2 separate regions of the Mus musculus genome follow, and region 1 is linked to region 2. The links are chromatin loops, found by intact Hi-C in ENCODE. Cell type or tissue: left cerebral cortex. All regions are shown on one strand. Region 1 holds the start of Nfx1 (nuclear transcription factor, X-box binding 1). Region 2 holds the start of Smu1 (smu-1 suppressor of mec-8 and unc-52 homolog (C. elegans)).

Region 1 (4,000 bases), 210 kb after region 2:
GACGCTTGGGGGCGTCTCTTTAGACGCAGCACACACCTATCACACACGGTGGAGGCAGGTCTAAGTGGTTGCTAGGGTCCTGGGGGCAGGCCAGCAGAATGCCTGAATACCAACAGGGGCTACATCAGGACACCCTTTCCCCACTCTCCCCCCCCCTCCAAAAAAAAAAAAAACACAGTAACTTCAAACTGTCTACCTCAGTTGGTGTTCATTTGTATTTGTTACTTGCCTACCGGTTTGTGGCTCATTTGCTATTAGTCCTTTAGATACTGTGTTTCGTTTTACACAGACAGGGATAGGTAGCCCAGGACCTGGAACTCACTACATCCCACTCCCATCCCACCCCCGATCCAGCCTCCCAGGTCCTGAAGTCGTGGGCTACCTAACCCTTGGCAGGTAACCTTTTATTGTTTTGCAGTCTTTTCCTCCACAATGCCCTTTGATTACTACAGCGCCCCCCCCCCCCTCGTCGCCTGCGTGAGCCGCTCCAGGCCGCCTCTTAGCTGAAGGTCATTTGAAGCCGGGCGGATGGCAGGACTTGACAAAAAGGCGTAGCAGCTGGAGAACCCAGCAGCTCTCGAAAAGCAATTACGCAAGTTGGGGGCAGTAGATCCTGCGGTCCGGGTGGGTCTCCTCCAGCCACTCGTGTCCCCCCCGCAAACCCCGCTTGCACCCGGGCCGGCGCATTTGTCTGACGTCCCAAATGCGCCATTTCACTGTGTGCTCAGGTAGCACCACCCCCTTGGCTGTCCCCGGGCGCGTAGGAGCGACTAGTCTCTCGGCGCCGGAAATCCGGGACACGTGACCAGGTGACAGCCTTCGCTCGGTGGCGGGGCTCGCTTGAGGTGCTGCGGCACGGGATGGCGGAGGCGCCTCCGGTCTCAGGTACTGTCCCGTTTCCCGCGCGGGACCCCTAGGGTCTAGCAGTCTAGTCCGAAGGGTGCGGGCCATTGCGGTGGCAAGTGGGGTGCGTGCTGCGCGGGGACAGTGGCTCGCGAGGGCCAAGCCACGCGCGCTGCACGTACGGAACCCTCCTCCATCTTCCACGGGATGGGGAGGCTCGGCCCCTGGGTTTCCGAGGAGAGCGGGCGGGTCCCGGCGCCAAGGGAGCGGACGTGGGCCTCTGGCGCCCCCCGCGGGGCTCCTTCCGGCCTTCCCGAGGCCGCGCGGAGCAGAGTCCGGCGGGCGGGCGGGCGGGCGGACGGCCGGCCGGCCGGGCGTAGGCGACTCTCCGTAGCGGGCCCTGGAGGCCAGCGAGTTTGCGCGCTGTGCTAGGGGTGTGTTCTTTACCTCTCGGAGTGGCGGGTTCCGCGCGCGCGGGCCAGCCAGCCAGCGGGCCCAGTCCTGAGGGGGTGTGAAATCCCATATTGAGGTGCGTGACGTGATCCAGTCTCAGTTACCTCATCTGTCAGCCTGGAGTAGTAAGCTAATTCCCAGACCCTCCCTGTTCTCTCCCTGATTGTTGGCTCACTCTCCCTCCTGGAGCTACCCCTGTGGTAGAGACAGCCTCATTTGACTGTTCGTATAAGCTATTTCCATTTTCTTCAAGGTGTATTGGTCAATCCGGGCTTTCAAATTTTGTGGACAGCAAAAAAAAAAAAAAAAAAAAAAAAAAAAAAAAGGAACGTTTTGCATGGGGTATTAGTACACATTTACCTAAATGTAAATGTGAACCGAGAAGCTGGGGCGCTAGTTCAAGTGTTTAAGAACAGTAGCTCCTCAACAGAGCAGTCACGTTCGCTTGCACAACCACCTGGAAAGCTGTGCGATCTGACGCCCTCTTCTGGCCACGGAGGGCATCAGCAAACACGTGGCATATATCCCGTCCCTGTCCCCCCAAAGCACCCTTGCTAAAACAGGAACACAAGATTAAAAGAAAAGTTTTTTTGTTTTTAAAGTAAACCAAATGTTTCAGTGCTATCAGACATGGTAGCGCACATCTTTAATCCCAGCCCTCGGGAGGGCGAAACAGGAGGATCTTTCGAGTTGGAGTCCAGCCTGGTTTACATAGTTGCAGACCATCCAGGGTTACATAGTGAGATCCTGTCTGGGAAGATGGGGTTGGAGGCCGAGAAGCAGAGGTTTCTTTTACTCTCAACAACATACTCTTAACATTACTATTAAGAAGAAGACCACGATGACGACTTGTCACAACCCACTGTGTAGATTTGACATAATGGCCTGCTCTTCCTGAAAATCACAGCAATGTCCAACATTGGCTTGAATTACAATTGCACTTCTGACAGATTGATGGGCCACTATTAGGATGTGCCTGTACAGGTCATGTTCTTTTCCCTGTCTCAGTTTAAAGAGTGCAAGAACACATTGCATTGGTGTGCCCCAGTCTTGACTTGAATGTAAAAATCTTCTTGGAGAGTGGAGAACTTAGGCAGATACGTTGTCACTCCCCTCCAGGCCTTCACTGGCCCTCTAAACCGAATCTGTTCGTTTTCTCCTCCTCGCCCTGACTTATTTCCACACCCTTGGACATTTGAAGCAGAGCTGAGTGAGGGCTAGCTGTGACTCGGAGTTTTAGCCTCTGGGACTGCGCTCTAGGTTACCACCGACACGCCCCAAAGCATGTGCTGAGTCCCTGTGTTCAAGAAATCCCTGCCTCCTTGGTCTATAGTCTTTGTTCTTACTTTAACATCATTTCTAGCTCATCCACTTCCAAAAGTGGTTCTCAACCTTCCTAATGCTGCAGCCCTTTAATACAGTTCCTCAGGTTGTGGTGACCCCAACCATAAAATTGTTTTGTTGTTGCCTCATAACTAGTTTTGCTGCTGTTATGAATCATAATGTAAATATCTGTATTTTCCAGTGGTCTTATGTGACCCCTGTGAAAGGGTTGTTCTATGCTCCCAAAGACCTCACAACCCACAGGCTGTGATCCATTGCCCTAAGTAAGGTCTTTAAACTGATCCAGGATGAAAATTTCCCCCTTATTTTCAGGCTTTCTAGCGCCAACTGGTTGGATTACTCTCTCATTGCTGTGTTTTGTTGGGTATCTGGTACCCCTTACTTGTATTATAATGATACCTTGGCTAGAGGACATCTCACTAATGGAGGAACTACTACTTAAAATACTGAAATGTGTCTCACTTAGGCCATGGGACAGCTTCCTGATTTATGTGTCCCTTTCCTCAAATCTCTTTTAAAGATTTATTTATATTTAAGTACTTGTAGCTGTCTTCAGACACACCAGAAGAGGGCGTCAGATCTCATTATGGATGGTTTTGAGCCACCATGTGGTTGTGGGATTTGAACTCAGGACCTTCGGAAGAGCAGTCAGTGCTCTTAACCATTGAGCCATCTCTCTAGTCCCCTCCTCAAGTCTCTTTATAGATCTTTCTTTTTAAAAAAAAATTTTTTTTTTTTTACACTGTGCATTGTTATACCTGTGTGAGGGTATTGAATCCCATGGAACTGGAGTTAGAGCCATTTGTGAGCTGCCAAATGGGTGCTGGAAATTGACCGTGGCTTCCCTGGAAGGGCAGCCAGTGAGTTCAGCCATCTCTCCAGCCCTCTTGAAGGGTTTCCTGAGGGTTTTGGCTTAGGTCTAGTAAAAGCACAACTATGTATGGCTATTCAATATGAAACGCCCTTTATCAGGCTTTTGGGCAGCTTTACTGACCTTTATCTAGCCCCCTTCTCCATCCTTGCTTCAAGCAGGAGAGAACTGTACAGCACCTCTTGGCACCATTTTACCCATTCCCACTTGTAAGTTTATCTCATCTTCCCAGAATACCTCTGCCACTCTGAGTTTCTCTAATCCTCTTGCCATTTGTGAGGCTCTTCACCCCACCCTCAGAACACTGCCTGTGTGAAAGTGTTTGCCACAAAGCCTGGATTGAGTGTGAGGTTTCTCTATGGCCTTTGTGAACTCACCAGTTCTTCACTATGTTTCTATGGTACTGCTGCCTTGCCTCTGCCAGGGTGCAGTGTGAATATAAGCACCAAGTCACCAGTGCTGCATGCCATTCTACCATATCCTAAGGCA
Region 2 (4,000 bases):
AGCATTCAGAAAGCAGAGGCAGGTGGATCTCTGAGGCCAGTCTGGTCTACAGAGTGAGTTCCAAGACAGCAAGGACGACACAGAGAAACCCTGCCTCAAAAAAACAAAATTAACAAATTGAGTCATCTAAAATGCTATAAAAAAATCTGGTCTGTTAAAAAATTGAGTTCTAGCATTCTGGAGGCAGAGAAAGAAAGGAAGGTGAATCTCTCTGAGTTTGAGGCCAGCCTGGTCTACAGAGTGAGTTCCAGGACAGCCAGGACCCTGTCTTAAAACAATAACAACAACAATAATAATAACAATAATAATATGAACATGCAGTTATTCCTCATATAGAAGGGTATTCAAGACTCAAAGATTGGTCGTTAAGGCTATTATTAGACCTCAGGGTAAAATATCCTTTGCAGTTCCTGTCCCGACTAACATTATCCAACACGTTTTGTCGCTGTTTTATTTTTCTACACAGGGACCATCTGTTACTGCGTCATATTTTATTTACTGTTTTTGTCTACTGTCTGCCTCCCGCAATCAAAGCATATATTCATTTAAAGACGATTTATAAAGCTGGGGGTTGGCACACGTCTTTAATTCCAGCACTCCGGAGGCAGAGGCAGGTGAATCTGAGTCTGAGACTCACCTGGTCTACAGAGTGAGTTCCAGGACAGCTACGGCTTCACAGAAAACCTTGTCTCAGAAGCAAAACCCAGGAAAAAAACGACTTACATATAACTGAGTTAAAAATATGTATCTCACCGGGCGTGGTGGTGCACGCCTTTAATCCCAGCACTTGGGAGGCAGAGGCAGGCAGATTTCTGAGTTCGAGGCCAGCCTGGTCTACAAAGTGAGTTCCAGGACAGCCAGAGCTATACAGAGAAACCCTGTCTCGGAAAAAAAAAAAAAAAAAAATATATATATATATATATATATATATATATATATATATATATATATCGCTATGAAGAGGCTCAGGCTGGACTCCAGGCCTTCCTACTTGCCCATTTAATACTGCGATCATAGACGTGCATACTTCACATCCAGCTTCAGTCTTAAAAATACATAGCAGGTTTCAGACTCCGCCGACTTAATTAATAAACCTTGCTTTTCTGCAGATCTTCAGAACATGCGTATCTCTCCCCTCCACTCAGAACACAGCTGTTTGCTAATTTCATAATTTAATTTTACTTTTCAAAAAATAAAAGGCGGTGGGTGGAGTCCTGGGGAGTCCAAGCAAGACTCTTCAGTCACTCACTCCCCGCCCACCTGGCTCCTCGTCGCCGTCCCCGCCTTCACTAAGTCTCATTCTTCTGACTCAATCAATATTCAAATTCTGTGTCCACAAAGAGGTTCTCTCTCTCTGCAAATTGCAAACCAAATCAATACACCACACTGGATCTAATCAGATAGGAGAAGCAGCAGAGTCTTTGGGGTAACTAGTGCTTGGACCAGAAGGAAGAGCTGAGGGACTGGCGGACACCCGGGCAGCGCCGAGGGCGGTGTGGCTAGCAGAGGAAACCACAGTAGTCAGGTCTACTCGGTGTGCCCCAGCACAGCCCGACGCCGGGGCCCAGGGGCTCCAGACGGCCCGCCCCACGGCTGCTCTCTCGCGGGCCCATCTAAAGAGGGAGCCAACCCGGAAAGTGCTTCGAGGCCGCAACCTCCGGCGCGCAGCTCCCCCTCCAACGTCCTCCGACCACCCTCCACTCCACCCCACGCCACGCCGCGAACACGCCACGCCGCGAACACGCCACGGCAGGACTCACTCGGAAGACTCGATTTCGATCGACATAGCGGTAACGCTCCGGGTCCAGGCCCCACTCAGCACACAGCCGGTCGCACAACGCCGCGCGACACTTCCGGCGGCCGCGCTGCGACACTTCCGCTCCGTTAGGGTCTAAAGGGCGAAGGAAGAACACGCCCAGGTGGGCGGGGCGTGAGGGGCGGGGCCTCGCGAAAGCGTGGCAGGACTACGAATGCCCATCGGTTTCGCGAACGTACACACAGGTGGAGTCTTTCTACAGCCTTGGCTGTCCCGCCCTCCTCTGCCTCCCTAATGCTAGGATTAAAAGTGTGCGCTATCGCGCTCAGATCCAGCTAAGAATTAAGTTGGAAAAAGCTGCGGTTACGGAGAAAGAAATGTAACCAAATGCGAAGTTATAACAGATCTGAGACTCCTTTCAATATAGAGTTTAAATCATACCTTACTGGTATGGCATGACAGAGCTGAGGACATAGCTCAGTGATCAGAGTGTTTACCTAGCAAGTCAGACGCCCTGGTTCAATCCCCACTAATAAAAAACCATACATAAATATTGATGAATTTTATAAATAAAGGCTAGGGAAAAGGTGGGATGGACATGCAGCTTATAGCTGGCTTCAAACTAATTATATAGTTGAAGATGCCCCTACTTTCCAAGGGCTAGAATTACAGATGGCATCACAGTGCTTATCTCCAATAAGAGCTATTTTAAAATTCTATTGACAAAGTACATATATATGTATACACTTATATATATATACATATTCATACATATACATATACATATATATACACACACACAACACAGTGGCATGTCTATCTTGTGAAATTACATATTGAGATAGTTTAGGGATTTCTAATGGCTCTTGTCTACCTTCCACACAATTTCTTTACAGTCTCCTTTTTTCCCCCCAGTGCTAGGTATCAAAACCAGAGCCTTTCAATATAGCCGCTCATATGCTGTTTATGTTTTCATTTTTACTTGATTTTTGTTTGTTTGTTTTGTTGTATTGTGTTTGGTTTTTGACACAGGATTTCTCTTTGTAGCCCTGACTGTCCTGGAACTTGTTCTGTAAGCCAGGCTGGCCTTGCTGCCTGCCTCTATTCCTGAGTGCTGGGACTAAAGGAGGGAAATTTTTAAAAAGAGTCGTTTGAAACTAAGTAGAGAAAATGACATATGCTACTGTTACAATGAATGGGATCTTCTAAGGTGCTTGGATTAAAGAGGTGTATCACCATGCCCAGCTCTTTCACGTTTCAAATCACCTATTTCCCATCAACTCTAAAGAACACAGTCTCAGCCAAGCAGTGGTGGCACACCCCTTTAATTCCAGCACGGTGGAGGCAGAGGCTGGAAGCTCTGTGAGTTCAAGGCCAGCCTGGTCTACAAAGTGAGTTTCAGGACAGCCAGAGAAACCCTATCTCAATAATAAGTATAATGACTTCTGAGATAGTCTCATTCAGAGCACAGCATAGGAATTTATTTCTTTCTTCTTTTCTCTCTCTCTCTCTCTTTCTTTCTCTCTCTCTCTCTCTCTCTCTCTCTCTCTCTCTCTCTCTCTCTCTCTCTCCCTTCCTTCCTTCCTTCCTTCCTTCCTATCTTTCTTCCTTTGTTTCTTTCCTTTGTTTGTTTGTTTGTTTTCTGAGATTGTGTTTCTGTGTCTCCATGGCTGTCCTGGGATGAGCTGATTCTCCCCTTCCATCACTTGGAAGAATATTGAAGGGAAGATTACAAAATATTGGGAGGTCCCTGAGTCAAGTACTGCTGAGAACATACTGCAGAAATCCCTATGAGAAATGGTTCCAACAGGCAGGCTAGATAGTGCAGGCCCCTAATGCCAGGTACTCAGGAAATAAGGTTAGAAGATCACAAATTCAAAGCCTTCTCAGGCTACAAGGAATTCAAGGGCAACTTAGTGAATGCCTATCTAAAACTAAAAGGTGGGAGGAGGAATGACGATGTAGCTCAGTGGTAGAACTTGCACAGCATGTACAAGGTTATGGGGTAAATCCTCAGTACTTACTACAGAAAACAAGTAATTCCAAACAAATATTCATATTCTCTTAACTTTTTGCTTACTTTAACCTTAGAAGGATCTTTTGGAAACGAAATCTCTGGGATAACATTGTAAGAGTCTCTCTGGAATAAGCATTCCGACACCAGTGAGAGTGGAACACACATTCACCAAAGCCAGGATAGATCCTCAAAGATGCAGAGCCAGCTGCACATTTATTTTATACTCT

Evidence for each region. A loop is a pair of places that touch in the nucleus more often than their neighbours do. Peaks named below come from ENCODE experiments on the same cell type or tissue, not always from the same donor. Only the 100,000 strongest peaks of a DNase experiment are listed, where the experiment ranks them.
Region 1: it touches region 2 in a loop (2.7-fold over the local background); 1 of 42 quality-filtered maps calls a loop at or near these places.

What each region holds. Positions count from the first base shown.
Region 1 is chr4:40,970,175-40,974,174 of GRCm38, forward strand. Nfx1 (nuclear transcription factor, X-box binding 1) reads left to right here and starts at 769. Exons shown (of 24, transcript NM_023739.3): 1 at 769-885. The coding sequence starts at 861. In left cerebral cortex, CTCF peaks have their summits at 1,791 (motif pointing left) and 3,211 (motif pointing right); DNase peaks (open chromatin) are centred at 768, 1,320 and 1,859; H3K4me3 peaks cover 1,851 bases; H3K27ac peaks cover 1,482 bases.
Region 2 is chr4:40,756,017-40,760,016 of GRCm38, forward strand. It overlaps Smu1 (smu-1 suppressor of mec-8 and unc-52 homolog (C. elegans)), which reads right to left and starts at 1,869. Exons shown (of 12, transcript NM_021535.4): 1 at 1,761-1,869. The coding sequence starts at 1,786. In left cerebral cortex, CTCF peaks have their summits at 1,741 and 2,047; DNase peaks (open chromatin) are centred at 1,311 and 1,910; H3K4me3 peaks cover 1,422 bases; H3K27ac peaks cover 455 bases.